Regions from separate parts of the Homo sapiens genome. Here region 2 is linked to region 1. Evidence: chromatin loops called from intact Hi-C (ENCODE). Cell type or tissue: gastrocnemius medialis. All regions are shown on one strand.

What was found. Hi-C counts contacts between places; a loop is a spot of excess contacts. Peaks named below come from ENCODE experiments on the same cell type or tissue, not always from the same donor. Only the 100,000 strongest peaks of a DNase experiment are listed, where the experiment ranks them.
Region 2: a loop joins it to region 1, with 2.6 times the contacts of the local background. A loop is called at or near these places in 3 of 110 quality-filtered maps.

What each region holds. Positions count from the first base shown.
Region 1 is chr17:65,402,130-65,410,129 of GRCh38, reverse strand. No RefSeq gene overlaps it. Among named protein-coding and RNA genes, the nearest start is that of LINC02563, 51 kb to the left of the region's middle. In gastrocnemius medialis, no CTCF peak of the experiment used is centred here; DNase peaks (open chromatin) are centred at 2,889 and 4,389; H3K27ac peaks cover 3,489 bases.
Region 2 is chr17:65,458,978-65,466,977 of GRCh38, reverse strand. No RefSeq gene overlaps it. Among named protein-coding and RNA genes, the nearest start is that of LINC02563, 5.4 kb to the right of the region's middle. RefSeq lists enhancers at 5,085-5,717, 5,718-6,351, 6,352-6,985. In gastrocnemius medialis, no CTCF peak of the experiment used is centred here; DNase peaks (open chromatin) are centred at 2,869, 3,537, 5,767 and 6,187; H3K27ac peaks cover 4,846 bases.

The DNA of each region.
Region 1 (8,000 bases):
CATGAGGATGCAGGTAACTCTTTGGTATTCTGATTTTTTTTTCCTTTGGATAAATACCCAGTAGTGGGATTGCTGGATCTTATGGTAGTTCTCTCTTTCGTTTTTTGAGGAACCTCCATACTGTTTTCCATAATGACTACACCAATTCACATTTCCACCAACAATGCACGAGTGTTTCCCTTTCTCTGAATCCTCACCAGCATTTATTATTTTTTGTCTTTTTTTATAATAGCCATTCTAACTGGGGTAAGATGATATCTCATTATGGTTTTGATATGCATGTCCCTGATGATTAGTAGTATTGAGCATTTTTATATACCTGTTGGCCATTTGTATGTCTTTTGAGAGGTGTCTATTCAGATCTTTTGCCCATTTTAAAATTGAATTATTTACCTTTATGCTGTTCTTTGTAAATTCTAGATAATTAGTCTCTTGTCAGATGAATAGTTTGCAAATGTTTTCTCCCATTTCGTGTGTTGTCTCTTCCCTCTGCTGATTGTTTCCTTTGCTATGCAGAAGGCTTTTAGTTGATGTAGTCCCATTTGTTTATTTTTGGTTTTGTTGCCTGTGCCTTTAGTCTTACTCATAAAATCTTTGCCTAGAAGATGTCCTGAAGCATTTCCTTTATGTTTTCTTCTAGCAGTTTCATAGTTTCAGGTCTTACATTTATGTCTTTAATCCATTTTGAGTTGATTTTTGTGTATGGTGTGAGATGGGGGTCTACTTCCCCCCTTTTGTGTATGGTCATCCAGTTTTCCCAGCACCATTTTTTGAAGAGGTTGTCCTTTCCCCAAAGTGTGTTCTTGATATTTCTGTCAAAATCAGTGGGCTGCAAATATGTGGATTTATTTCTGGGTTCTCTATTCTGCTCCATTGACAGAACAGTGGTTTTTTGAGATGGAACCTACTCCTGGTGTAGATATTGTGAACATTGTTGACAAGACAACAAAGGATTTGAAAGATTACATAAACTTAATTGATAAAGCAGCAACAGGGTTTGAGAGGATTGACTCCAATCTTGAAAGAAGTTCTACAGTGAGTAAAATGCTCTCAGACAGCATCTTATGCTGCAGAGAAATCTTTTGTGAAAGAATCAATTGATGTGACAAACTTCATTGTTGTCTTATTATAAGAAATTGTCACAACCACTCCAGCCTTCAGCAACCACCACCTGATGAGTCAGTAGCCATCAACATCGAGGCAAAAAGATGATGGCGGGCTGAAGGCTCAGATAATTGTTAGCATTTTTAGGCAATAAAGTGTTTTTTAATTATGGCCTTTTTTTCCCCCAGAAGTGATGATATTGCACCCTTAATAGGCCACAGTATGGTGTAAACATAACTTTTATAGGCACTGAGAAAACAGAAAAATTTATGTGGCTCACTTTATTGCTGTGGTCTGAACTGAACCTGCAATATCCGAGGTATGCCTGTGTGTTGCTTCCCAATCTATGGGATGTGTGTGACTCCTAGGAAGGAGAGATGATTTTAGACTGTAAAGGAATACAGCCTAAATAGTGTCGAATCACAGAGCAAGACAGTTACCCCTCCTTGCAACTTTCTTTAAATCCTCTTGATCTCAGGCAAGAAGAAAGGCTCAGCCTGGGATGAGAGTGGCTTTAACACCCCTCTAACCTGTTAATCTCCCCCACCTTTAAACGGCAGAGAACAAGATCCAGGCTTAGAACCCTCAGCTGAAGTAGGACCCATGTAGAATCTAATTTAATGTTGCTTTGTTCCCACTGCATTGATTTTTATGAGGTATCTTTTATGCACGGCAGTCCTGCTTCTTTTCCATCAAAGGGATGAATATAACATTTCCTTTTAAAATAAGTATTTTAATAATATTGAACTGATTTTAAAATTTAAATAATATTTTAAAATAAATATGTCAATTAATAGTATTTTAATCATTAAAAATATAATGAGAATCTTTGAGTACCATTCATGAGTCTTATATACGGCAGAAGGTATGAAGCTAGCACAAGGATGCATACTGAATCAGTCCATGGAAATGTAGTTTTGGAGTGGGACAGAGCAAGAACTGATGGTCTTGGGCCAGTTTCAGTTGTTAGGCATCACCTGGTACAGGATAGGGGCCTCTGGAATCAGTCTGCAGATGACATGGTGCAGCTGGGCCTGGCACTGAGAGAGGAAAGAGCAGCAGGAGGTCAGGAAAGTTGTGGTCCATAGGACAGTGGAGTTGTGGGGCTGGAGAACAGAACCGAGAAAAAGACTGGGAAAAGATAGTTGGCTGAGTGAAGGAGTGTTAGGAGCCGTTCTAGAAGGTGCTGGGAAGGTGATGGAGCCATTGCCGTGGGCTAATTGATTCCTCTCTTCACAAAGCATGCTAATGACAGCTCAGCTCTGTCCCAGGGCAGAGCTCATTAACTTTTTACAACATAGGCCCCAAGAAGAAGGCTTTGTTGGACTTGACTCTGTGCGGTCTGTGTTATGAATATAACATCTCCTTCCCCAATTCTGATATGCAGAGTCATCTCCATCTTTGGACTCTGAAAATTACTACTTTAGAATCATCAACAACAAATCCCAACTTTTTCTCTCATCCTGGGAACATTCCAGTGGAACATGTGTGAGTAACTGGGGGTTCCCCAACCACTGCATTCAATTTCTATTTTAAAAAATCAAGACTTTCAAAAACTGTTATCAAAAACAACAGGTCTACACATGAGTGTTATCTACCAAATGGTAACACATCAGAAACCACCAATGTCTTTCGTAACTTATTGTCTCTGTAGGTCAATTTAAATCCTTGTCAATGTGTCATTGATTAGAAAGAATGAATTGCTTTTTTCCTAAGTTCAGGCTTTGCAGGTTTGCTCACATGAAATTTTGTACTGCCACAGCTGACGTGGGCTCGACTCCATTCACTGGCAGACAGAACTCAGGCACATCTGCTCAGTGCATGTTCTTGGCATTGTCTTGTCAGTTGCACAATAATGAGTAAACATAATATGTGTCCTGATAATATGGTATTATAGATGTTTTCTGCACTTATCCTAGGTTAAAGATGCTTCCTCTTTCACTTCTATATCTCCGATAAAGAATGTAAGCCAAGGTAAGATATTGTGTGTATTTCAACTTGGAAATAAAGTTTCAGGCTACTCTTTTGAGTCTTCAGATCCTCTTAAAATTGAAGAGTATTTTAAGATTGCAAGGTGAGGTGTGTAACAAACAAACCATTCTCAACCTCTAGTCTGTGTGAATCAAAAGTTTTTTATTACTGTATAGCCAAAATGAAAATGTAGAAATAATTTATACATTGGATGTTGAGGCTGGTTTAAGAATGAGTTATCATCTAGAAGAGGGATAGGCGAACTTTTTCTATAAAGAGCCAGGTGATAAATTGCATGTGGGACATGCAGTTTATGTCCTGATTACTCAACTCTGCCCTGGCAGCAGAAAAGCAGCTACGTACAATATGTAAAAGAATGATTATGGCTTTGTTTCAATAAAGCATTGTTTGTGGACCTTGAAATTTGAATTTCATATATTTTCATGTGTCATGAAATGTTCTTTTGATTTTTTTTTGCAACCACGTAAAAAGTTAAAGCCTTTTTTTTTTTTCTTTTGGGACAGAGTCTCGCTCTGTCACCCAGGCTGGAGTACAGTGGCGAGATCAGGGCTAACTGCAGCCTTGACCTCCCAGACTCAAGCAATCTTCCCACTTTAGCCTCCTGAGTAGCTGGGACTGCAGGTGTGTTCCACTATACCTGAATAATTTTGTTATTTTTTGTAGAGACGGGGTTTCACTATGTTGCCTAGGCTGGTCTCGAACTCCTGAACTCAAAGGACCCTCCCACCTCAGCCTCTCAAAGTGCTGGGATTACAAGTGTGAGCCACTGTAGCCCTAGAAATCGTTCTTAACTCACAAGCTGTTTGCTGATTTTGCATCTATAACCCTAAATTTAACATTGTTTTCATCAACTGAAACAGCTTCATGATGGCAGAAAACTCTGGCGGGTGGAAGGGGATGTGATTGGAAAGGGGCAGGGAGCGGGGTGGAAAGGAAATTGAGACTCAATTACAGGCAATGTTCAATTTCTTCACATGGATGGTGGCTACCTGGGCATCGACATTGTAATTATTCGTTAAGCTCCACATTTATTTTCTATGCATTTTCATATGCATATGTAATATTTCACAATAAAAATTGTTTAAAAATAAGTAGTATATAAATTACCATATATAAAAATCATGTTTATCACCGACTTTGTAATTAGTAAATGTTATTAATTTGACCTTATTTTTAAAATTATTACTTTTTTCAGACAGAGTCTTACTCTGGCTGAAGTGCAGTGGAGACTGGAGTGCAGTGGCGCAATCTCGGCTCACTGCAACCTCTGCTTCCTGAGTTTAAGTGATTCTCGTGCCTCAGCCAACCGAGTAGCTGGGCTTACAGGCACATGCCACCATGCCCAGCTATAAATTTTGTATTTTTAGTAGAGATGGGGTTTCACCACGTTGGCCAGGATGGTCTCGAATTCCTGGCCTCAAGTGATCCACCCGCCTAGGCCTCCCAAAGTGTTGGGATTACAAGCGTGAAACACTGTGCCTGGTCTAATTTGACTTTAGAAAATTAATAAATGCTAATTGATGTGGCACTTTTGTTTATGGAATACACTGAGGTTTCATGTAATATATATATATATATATATATATTTTTTTTTTTTTTTTTTTTTTTTTTTGAGATGGAGTCTTGCTCTGTCACCTAGGCTGGAGTGCAGTGGCACTATCTTGGCTCACTGCAACCTCCACCTCCCAGGTTCAAGCGATTCTCCTCCATCAGCCTCCTGAATCACTGGGACTACAGGTGCCTGCCACCCTACCCGGCTAATTTTTGTATTTTTAGTAGAGACAGGGTTTCGCCAAGTTGGCCAGGCTGCTCTTGAACTCCTGACCTCAGGTGATCTGCCTGCCTTGGCCTCCCAAAGTGCTGGGATTATAGGCATGAGCCACTGTGCCTGGCCCCCAGTAGAACCTTCTGTGATGGTGGACATGTTCTGTCTGTGCTGTCTTCATGTATCAGATAGCACAGGTCCATCTTTTTTTCACTTGTTCTCCACATTGTAATTTTATGTTCATGCATGTTTGTCTGGGTTCAAATCTCAACTACACCATTAGGTAGCTGTGTGATCTTGTGCACCTTGCTTGACCTCTCTGTTCCTGTTTCATTTTTGAAATATAAATAATGGTAATACCTATCTCATAGTGTAGTTGAGATTAAATAAGAAAGGTTTATGTGCCTAGCACCATGCCTAGTCCATACTAAGAATTCAATGAATTTGCCATTATAATTATTGACAATTTCATCCTCACAACAGTCCTATAAGGTTTATAGAAGAGGAGATCAAGGCTCTCACAGATAATGAATTGCAGTGCTGGATTGAAATCCAGGTCTATCCAAGTTCTAGTTCTCATGTGTCGCTTGGACTCCCCAAAGAAACTCTCATGGCAGTATAGCAATTAGAGTGACCCACTGCTGTAACGGCCCTCTGAGGAGTGGAATATTATATTCACATAAAACAGAGTGGGTTCTGAACTCTAGTAGGTGTCCTTCTGAGCTTATGTAAAAAGAAACCCTGGCTGGGCTCAGTGGCTCATGCCTGTAATACCAGTGCTTTGGGGAGGCCAAGGCAGGAGGATTGTTTGAGCTCAGGAGTTTGAGACTGGCCAACATGGTGAGACCACATCTCTACAAAATATTAAAAAATTAGCCAGACATGGTGGCTCACGCCTGTAGTCCCCGCTACTTGGAGGACTGAGGCGGGAGGATGGCTTGAGCTCGGGAGGCCTAGGCTGCAGTGAGCTGAGATTGCGCCACTGCACTTCATCCTGGGGAACAGAGTGAGACCTTGTCTTAAAAAAAAAAGAAACCCCTCCAGAAATACTTAATGAGTGAATAAAATTAAAAATGATAGTAATAGGTAGTTTCCTGTAGCCCCAACTGACACAAACTTACCTATTAGCCAGGCAACTTCCCTATTGGCTAAAAGTTAAGTTATAAGGAAGGAAAAAACTAAAAGCTTCACTCCAGTTACAAGCAAGCCTTTAAAAATTGACTTTGACAAGCTTATTTTCCCTAGAACTTTTCCCCTGGCCAGCTTGCACAGAAAGTAAAGACACTTGTCCTGAAACTCATCCCAGAGCCTCCAGACCACATTTGTACGTTTGTAATGGGTGGGGTGGAGATCCAGGGATAAAGCTCTTGGGGGATTGAGATTGATGTTTATGACTCTGTCTGTCCTTGGTGCCTTTGATCTGTTACCCTGAATGGATGGGGCAGCAGGCATTGTTTGTGGGAGTGATTGAGTTTTTGTTTTATCAGATTCCTACACACAGAATATAAGGGTGGAGAAATTACAGTACAGGTTTGGAATTCGGATGGGTTGGGTCGCTTGTGCTGTGGGAATTTGTCAAACTTGAGTTTTGCTCGTGGGGGCTAGATTCTGGGCCTGGGTGGGAGTGGGGGGTGTGGACCATTGACTCCACTCTGCGACCCTGGCCGCATCAACATTGCCCTCACGTAGCCCCGGCTCGTAGCCAATTGGTGCGCTTGGGCTGAACATAGTTAGGCCTCTGTTGGGGGCCAGAGGTCTAGGGAAGAGATGAAAAAGGCAGACTATCTCTCAACAAAGCATAAAATGTCCCGCCCCCCAGCTGCTTCAACAATGAGCTGGAGGGGTCCCAGTGGGCGACTGTTGGTGGATAGAGCCCGGAGCCGCGGGCCTTGGCATATGGCATTGCCCCAGCCACGGCGTTGACCCTCCGTGCCCTGGCCACCAGTGTCTGGGCTGCCTGGATCTCCACTGCACAGAGGCCTGTCATGGCAACAGCTGGGGGGTGGGAGTGGTGGGGAGATGCAGCTCAGCCCTGCCTGCCTGATGGGCTGAGATGGATGGGCTGCAGGCCATGTGCCTGAGGGCCCCCTTCTCCCCCTCCCTGGGGTCTGTGGAGGGGCTCGGAGGCACAGCCTAGGGAAAAGCAGGAAGGCCTTGTTTTCTGGAGAGGCTTACAGCTGGGACATTGGTGGGGGTGGGGGGACCCAAAAGTGTAGATGTCCCCAGCCAGAAACTCCCCTACCCACTCTACCCCCGACATCCCCCATGGAACAGAATAAGCCCAGAGACTGGCCATAGCCTACTCAGTTTTCCTGGGAATGCCTGGAGGGGAGGACTCAGCAGACTGACTTACTTGGACCCCAGCTGAGCCAGGACCTCCTCTAAGCAGATGACATTTTCCCTCCTGACTGTCTCTCCCCTGATGAGATTTTTTGACAGGTGGCCCATCTGTCCTCCAGCATCTCCATGGTCATCAACTGGGAGGAGCTGAATGAGGCATTTGATTTGCAAATGTTAGGGGTATTCTCTGCCCAGCTAGGAAGCGGGGCCGAGTCCCGGCTGGACTGCAGAGTGGTTGCATGGGGGCGAAGGTGTGGTGCTGTGTCACCCAAGACACGGGATGGCTCCCAGCTCAGGGCTGAGCCCGATGTTGAAGCATCTGCCTTCTGCTCTCTGTCTGCAGATCTCAGGTTTACGATTGTCAAGGCGTTTATGGTCAGTATGGAGCAGAGAGAAAATTGGATTCGTTTTCTTGGTCATTCACTGACACGGGTATACCAAGACACGTTTTTGGTACCTAAATCAGAACCTTGAAGGCTGAACTACTTAATGACACTTCCTCTACCTAACTGATAAGTAGAAGAAGGACTGTTTCATGTGGTTGCTCTCAAGTTCAGGCTCTGGTGAAAGCCATGAGTTGATGCTGTGCTGGACTTAAATTCAGTGCCGTATTGGAGGCACCAAGTATTTCTATGGAAAAACTTGCCTGATAACTTGCCTTTGCTTGGCTGTGGATCTGGATATAATTGCTTGGTGCCTTTCCAGATACTCTTCTCTTGGTGCTCACACTCTGTTCCAGTTTTGATTCTTTTGTTCATATATATAATATATATATACATACACAGAAAAAAAATTATAT
Region 2 (8,000 bases), 57 kb before region 1:
AGAAAGGGCTTGAGGGTGGTTTGGAGGGACCAGTTAGATTTGCCCCATGTGTTCCCGCGTATTTCTTACTAGGCAGAATTTCTAGAAAAAACCAAGGGGAAGAGAGTTACTAGTTATACTTATTGAACTCGGATGTGGTTTGGCTATGTCCCCACCCAAAGTTTCATCTTGAATTGTAATAATCCCAGGTGGTGGGACCACAGGGAGATAATTGAATCATGGGGGTGATTCCCCCCATACTATTCTCATGACAGTGAGTGAGTTCTCATGAGATCTGACGGTTTTAAAAGGGGCCTTTCCCTGCCTCGCTCTGCACTTCTCCTTGCTGCCACCATATGAAGAAGGACGTGTTTGCCTCCCCTTCCACCATGATTGTCAGTTTCCTGAGGCCTCCCCAGCCCTGTGGAACTGTGAGTCAATGAAACCTCTTTCCTTTATATATTACCCAGTCTTGGATATGTCCTTATAGCAGCGTGAGAATGGACTAATACAAGCTCCTTCTTTTGCCAGACACTTTATATAAGTTATCACATTGGTTAAAACTTAGCCTTCATGGAAAACCCTTGAGATGGGTGTTCTTACTGCTTGCAGATGAAGAAATGAATATGGAGAGGCCGAGGAATGTACCCAAAGTCACACAAATGCTGAGCCGGAGAGCAGGGATTTGTACTTTGATATCCCAGCATTTGGAAGCCCATCCTCTCCGCCACCTTGTGTGTCCTGGATTGTGGTGGGCTCCTGCTGTCACAGCAACTCAGAACAACTTGATTGCAGGCCTGGGATTACAAGTTTTTCCAAACAGCAAGATGGATAGGTTTTGGGGGAGATGTATAATATGTGGGTTTGAGGAGAGCTCAGGTTTTGAAGCCCAGCAGACGTGGACTCCAATCCTGGCTCTGTGGTTCCATAGCTGTGAGCCTTGAGCAAACCGTAGAACACTGTGTACAAAGCAGGGTAAATGTTCTCTGGCCTGCAGGATTGGTAATCATGGATATAAACTGTATTCAAGAAATAGCAACTCTGCACCAGGCATGGTGGAGCATGCCTGTAGTCCCAGCTACTTGGGAGGCTGAGGCAGGAGGATCACTTGAACCCGGGAGTTTGAATCTAGTCTGGGCAACCTAGTGAGACCCTGTATTTCTACAAAAAAAAAGCACTATATTAAAAAAAGAAATAGTATCCCTATTCCTGGGAGATTGGGAGAGAAAGTGGAATGGCACAGAGAACTGCTTTGCTTTTTCTCTACTTCTTTCTCTTCGTCCCTCTTACCCACCCTCATTCTACTGCAAATAGAACAAACTACCGCACAGGCCTTCAGTAACAGGCTCCGTTGTGCTCAAAGGGCTAGAGGGGTTTTTATTCTGAGTCACAAACTCACCACTACTTGCACAGGGACATGGATTGAAGGAGAGGCACCTGCCCCTCTGCTCTTCAGAGACAGAACGCCTAACCCTGAAGTCCAACTATGGAAACTTGTGAAATTGGATGCAACACCACAGGCATAATCCAATTCAACACACATTTAAGGATCACTTGGTATGAGCCAGGGAAAGGACCCAACTGTATCAGTCAGGATTAGGTTCAGCTGCCAAGTAATAGTGGCCGCCCCTGCCCAAGTAACAGCAGCTTAAATAAGATGCTAATTTGTTTCTTTCTCCCATAAAACCTCAGAGGCAGGTGGTCCAGGATGGGTGTGGGGCTCTGCTCTAGGAAGCATTATGGACCTGGATTCCTTCTGTCTTGTTGGTCCACCATACATGTCTCCATTCCCAGTGTCACCTCATGGTCTAAGGTGGCAGCTCCAGCTCCAGCCATCATGTCCATCAACAACAGACAGGTGGAAGAGATAATGAAGAAAGTCAGAGTGTGCACAGCGTTCGCTTTAGTGAAGATTCCTAGAAGCTGCCACTTGACGCGTGTACTTCAATGCCATTGGCTGAACTTGGCCACAGGATCACACTTAGCAGCATGGAGAAGTTGGGTAGTCATATACCACTAAAAATTGGGGTCTCTATTGCTACGAGAAAAGGCGGCAATTAGCATTCTCCCACACTGATGCATCTAAGCTTTTATTATGGATTAGTAATACATGTTACCTTCTTTGCCCCAACAACTCTGCAATTTGATTATTAGTGTTGATGCAAAAGTAATTGTGGGTTTTGCAATTACTTTTGCACCAACCCAATATTTTTATCTTCTGTATATAAATGAGAAATCTGATCCTTAGAGAGGTTAAGTAACACATTCTAGGTCATCCAGGAAGGAAATGGTGAGGCCGGGCTTCAAGGCAAAGCCTGTTTGACTCTGAAACCTGTGTTGTTACCTTTTCTATAAGGCCTGTGCTAGGGGGTAGGGATTCCCCAAATGAAAAGAAACCTTCTGCAAACATTATTTGGGAAATATTATCATTGCTATTTTGTGGCTTTTCCGAATGAAAAGAGGTGACAGATATAGATTTCATTTTTAAATTTTCTTTTACTTAAAAAAATTGTTTGTGGGTACATAATAGGTGTATATATTTAGGGGTACGTAAGATGTTTTGATACAGGCTGAAATAGATTTTGGATGCTGTTATGGGTTGAATCGTGTCCCCCAAAATTCATATGTTGAAGTCTTAACCCCTAGTCCTGCAGAAGGTGACCTAATTTGGGAACAGGGTAATTGCAGATGTAATTAAGTTGAGATGAGGCTGTACTGGAGAAGGACAGGCCACTTGTCCAGTATGACTGGCGTCATATAGGAAGATGACTATGGAAAGTCACAGAAGCACAGGGAGAATACCACGTGAAGGTGAAGCCAGGATTGAGGTGAAGCAGTAGAAGCCGAAGAACACCAAAGAATACAAACCACCGGAAGTCAGGTGAGCGGCACGGAACAGATTTCCCCTGGCAGCCCTCAGAACAAACCACCCATGCCAACACCTTGAGCTTGATTTCTAGGCTCCAGAACTTTTTCTGGTGTTTCAGCCACCCCGCCTGTGGTATTTTGTTATGGCAGCCCTAGAAAATTAATATGAATATAATGTGTTGTTCATTGCTTTGCCATGGAAACGATTTCAGATGGCTGTGAGGATGTCAGATTTTCAGGAAGGCGGGTGCCTTGATTTTCATTACAAAGGGGGAGAGTCACTTTTCTGTGGGCTCTCCCCAGGTTTCACCCAGGGCCATAAAGTTCTATGCAACTTTTGTTAAACCCCTTCTAATGTTCCAGGCTCTGGGCTAGATGCATGGCCCAAAGAAACCGGACCAGACTTTTAGAAGACATCAGGGTGCTTCTACTTACTCCAAAGGAAAGCCTTCATTTTGGCACAGGGCATCTCTATTTTAAGCTCAGACATTCCTGGTCACTGGCTACCTCATCGCCTTGGCATCAGGTAGGGTGAGAAGAGCAGGCCCGGGTTTGTTCAGCTTCTCAGCAAGGTGAGATTGACGAGCCCAGTACAGAAGCTGGAGTGAAAAGACCACGTCCTCTCCCAGCGGGTGCTGAGCCAAGTTGTCTTGGTATTTGAGTTGCTTCATCTGTAGCCTCTTATCTCACTGGGTTAGAGTGTGCTGCACTCATGAAACCAATGTCCCAGTGTGCTCAGAGGCTGGCTGGAGTATCCCGCTTATGAGTACAGCCTGTACCCCTGACTCATGGGGCTGATTTCCAGGCAAGTCCGTGCACTGCTGCAGCACTTCCTTGCTTTGTGTTTCAGGGTTCTGTCCCATTGGCTCGACTCTATGGCCATCGCCTGGAGTGTGTGTATGAGTGTTTGTTGGGAGGACACAGAGTGGCTTTCCTCCTCTTAAGAAGAGCTAGTAGTGCCCGGCGCGGTGGCTCACGCCTGTAATCCCAGGACTTTGGGAGGTCGAGACGGGCGGATCACAAGGTCAGGAGATCAAGACCATCCTGGCTACCAGGTGAAACTCCGTCTCTACTAAAAATACAAAAAATTAGCCGGGCGTGTTGGTGGGCGCCTGTAGTCCCAGCTACTCGGGAGGCTGAGGCAGGAGAATGGTGTGAACCCGGGAGGTGGAGCTTGCAGTGAGCTGAGATTGCAGCACTGCACTCCAGCCTGGGTGACAGAGCAGCCTGGGTGACAGAGCGAGACTCCGTCTCAATTAAAAAAAAAAAAAAAAGAAGAGCTAGTAGTCCTACCCCTCAACATCAACAAAATACAAACAACCCAATGAGAGTCATGGGCAAAGAGCTGGAGTAGACATTTCTCCAAAGAAGATATGCAAATGGCTAACAGACATGTGAAAAGATGCTCGCTATCACTAATCATTAGGAAAATGCAAATAATGCAAATAAAAACCATGATGAGATACCAGTTTGCACCAATTAGGATGCCTGTTATAAAAAAACAAAAAACAGAAAATAATAACAAGTGTTGATGAGGACGTGGGAAAGTTAACATTCTTGTGCGTCGCTAGCAGGAATGTGAAATAATGCAGTCATTATGGAAAGCAGTATGGATGCTTCTCAAATAATTAAATATAGAATTACTATCCAATCCAGTTATTCCATTTCTAGGTATATGCCAAAAAGAATCAAAAGAAGATACTTGAACAGATATTTGTGTCCCTGTGTTCGTAGCAGCATTAGCCACAATAGCCAAAAGGTAGAAACAACCCAAATGTTGGTTGATGGAGGAATTGGATAAACACAAAGTGATATACAGGCATACAATGGAATATTTTCAGCCTTAAAAGGAATGAAATTCTGATACTGCTACAACATCATTGAGGACATCATGCTAAGTGAAAAAAGCCAGACACAACAGGACAAATAGTGTATGATTCCACTTATAAGATGTACCCAGAGTAGCCAAATTCATAGAGGCAGAGAGTGGAATAGTGAATACCCAGGACTGGAGGGAGAGGGGAATGGAGAGTTAGTGTTTAATGGGCACAAAGGATCAGTTTGGAAAGGTGAATACATTCTGGAGATGGGTGGTGGTCATGGTTGTACCACAATGTGAATGGACTTAATTCCACTGAACTGTACACTTGAAAATGATTAAAATGGTGAATTTTGTCATACATTTTACCACAATAAAAATAGAGAATGGTTATTGATAATATCTGCCATTCATTGAATATAGTATTCCCTAGACAAAGCATTTTATGGGCATTAGTTCCTCAAGGCACTCATTGTTACTAGCCTTATTTTAAGGATATGAAAACTGAGGCTTAGACAGGCTCAATCATTTGTTCGGGATCACATGGCTAACAGTGAGCAGTGAGGTTTGAGCCCAGCTTTGACTGGCCCTAGGGTCTCAGCTGCAACACACCTGTAGAGCCTCTTGGCTTCATCCTTGCATCTGGGACAACGCCTGGATCATAGTAGGCACGTGTCTACCTCTGATCACATCTAGAGTGAGGTACAGACCCTGACAAATCACCAGAGCTCACCAGAGGGTGGCTGCATCAACACCGTTTCTAGAGGAGGCACTCACAGATGTCAAAGTTGAAAACATGTCTCGGTGCAGTGGCTCATACCTGGAATCCCAGCACTCTGGGAGGCCAAGGTGGGAGGATCACTTGAGTGCAGGAGTTCGAGACCAGCCTGGGCAACACTGCAAGACCCAATCTCTACTAAAAATTAAAAAAAAATTAGCCAGGTGTGGTGGTATATGCCTGTGGCCCCAGCTACTCAGGAGGCTAAGGTGGGAGGATTGCTTGAGCCTGGGAAGCCAAGGCTGCAGTGAGCTATAATCACAACACTCCAGCCTGGGCAATGGAGCAAGGCCCTGTCTCGAAAAAAAAAAAATGTTGAAAACATGACTCAGGCAAATATAGGGAACATGGGGGCTGGGGCCAGGACTAGGGTGAGGCAAGAGAGTAGGAAACCAGCAGGATGGTAACATTGGTCCCAGGAGTATATGACAGACTCACGTAGATGTAGCCATTGAAAGAGGGAGTACTGAAAATGGTTTTGCTAAATCAAATTCAAAACTGGTTTATGTCCTATATATAGGACAATGAAACTATAACCTTCGGGGCTATCTTTTTTTTTTTTTTTTTTTTTTTTGAGATGGAGTTGCACTCTTGTGGCCCAGGCTGGAGTGCAGTGGCGCGATCTTGGCTCACTGCAGCCTCCGCTTCCCTGGCTTAAGCAATTCTCCTGCCTCAGCCTTCAGAGTAGCTAGGATCACAGGTGCCTGCCACCACGCCCGGCTAATTGTTTTGTATTTTTAGTACAGTCGGGGTTTCGCAATGTTCGCCAGGCTTGTCTGGAACTCCTGGCCTCAGGTGATCCCCCTGCCTCGGCCTCCCAAAGTGGCTCACAGGCATGAGCCACCGTGCCCAGCCCGGGGCTATCTTTTCTATCAGACAGGAATTGTTTGCATCTCTACCAGACAAACATTATTTGCAACTTAGCAATTTCCTTTAAGTTAGCATCTAGAATCTGGGCCTTAATCAGCAATAAGTACTAAGTCAAAGTGCCCATCCCTTCACATTGACGGACCCTCGGGTATTACCCAGATCCCCTCTTTGGGGTTCAGCCCTGTCCCCACAGCTGCTGGGAGTATCAGCTGCTGATATGGGTAGATGGCTTACAGCTCTGTTCTTACCTGGAAATCACCTGAGATGGAAGGAAACTTCCTCCCCCACGTGTATACCTTCCCTCCCTTACTTCTGGTTGGTCTTGAACAGGTGATACAAAGCCTGGTGCTCTTGCCTTAATTTGCAACAACACCGATGGCCACCTGGGCTCCAGAGCTTTCCATGGGACAGGCTGAGGCCTCAGCGGCAGCCTCACTGCGGGTGAGCTTCACCCTCACCCATGCCTCCCTTTCCACAAGAGTTCCTCCCCAGAGCAGCCCCAGTACACCCTGGTCTTGCACCTGCCTGTCTCAGAGTCGGTATCAAGGGAACCCAATCTAACACAGGACTTATTACACAATGCTAGGGTGGCTTTGGGGAAAGGGCATGAAGGTGTCTTTTTGCCTCATTTATGAGTTTTTAGATACTTTCTCTTAAGGAAGGTAGTAAAAAAATCTGTGGAATGAACAGACAGGAGTGGGCGGAGAAGGCTCAGGGGAAGCCCTCCCCCACACCTGGAAAAACAACTCTGGGTCCGCTGACAGAGGCCACAACCAGCCTGCAGACCCCACGAGGCGCTGGGAACTCGAAGGCATGGCTCCCTGGCAGAGGTGAGAAATTTGACCGGACAGCAGTTGGTGCTTAAGATCAAGTGAGTTTTTCCACCTTCAGGGAGGAGCTGGAGAAAGCGCGAGAAGGCGTGCTTAAATCCTCGGGGGGTTGTTTTCAGTTGAATAAAACAGCCTGATTGAAAAAAAACGGCAAGGCTGAGTGCAAAGCCAGTGCCCCCCACCTCTGCTGGAAGCCCATCACCCCCCACCCCGCCGACCCCCAGGAGAGCCAATCCTAAGCTCACAGTAAATCGGTGAATTGGAAGAATCCAGGTTCTGCTCTGCCTCTTTCTTTCAGAGACAAAAATAAAGTTCTGGAAGGTGCAACTTAAAATAGACCTTTCATAAAAGATTCATTCCTGAGCAAGAATGTCACAAAAGCATGAAACGTGAAATAGACTGCTATCTGAATTCCATTTGAAGTATTTGGTGGCAATTATTTTAAAAATTCCCCCACAAAAGTTCTTTTCAATCACAGGACAGCAAGTAAGAGAGATCAGGGCCAGATAATTTCTTCAATGGGGGAAAAACTAGTTTCAAGTTTTAGGTACTGATTTAAGGCATTTTGGAGAATATGCATGAGTATTCAATGGATTTAGTTTCTTTTTTTTTTTTTAGAAAAAAGCCTACAGCCATTTGCAGAAAAATGCCTGAAAAGCAGAGGCTCAAACGAGATGTAAATTACCTCCAAGAACAGCCTAATAAGCCATTAATAACCACCGAGTCACTCCCTGTGAACAATGTGTGTACCTAAGGATTGAGAACTATTGTATCCTCAGAACCTCTTGGGAGATTGGGGTTGGAGTGATCGTGGTTCGGTCAGTAGATCTGTCTGCATCTGGGGACTAGCTCCAGA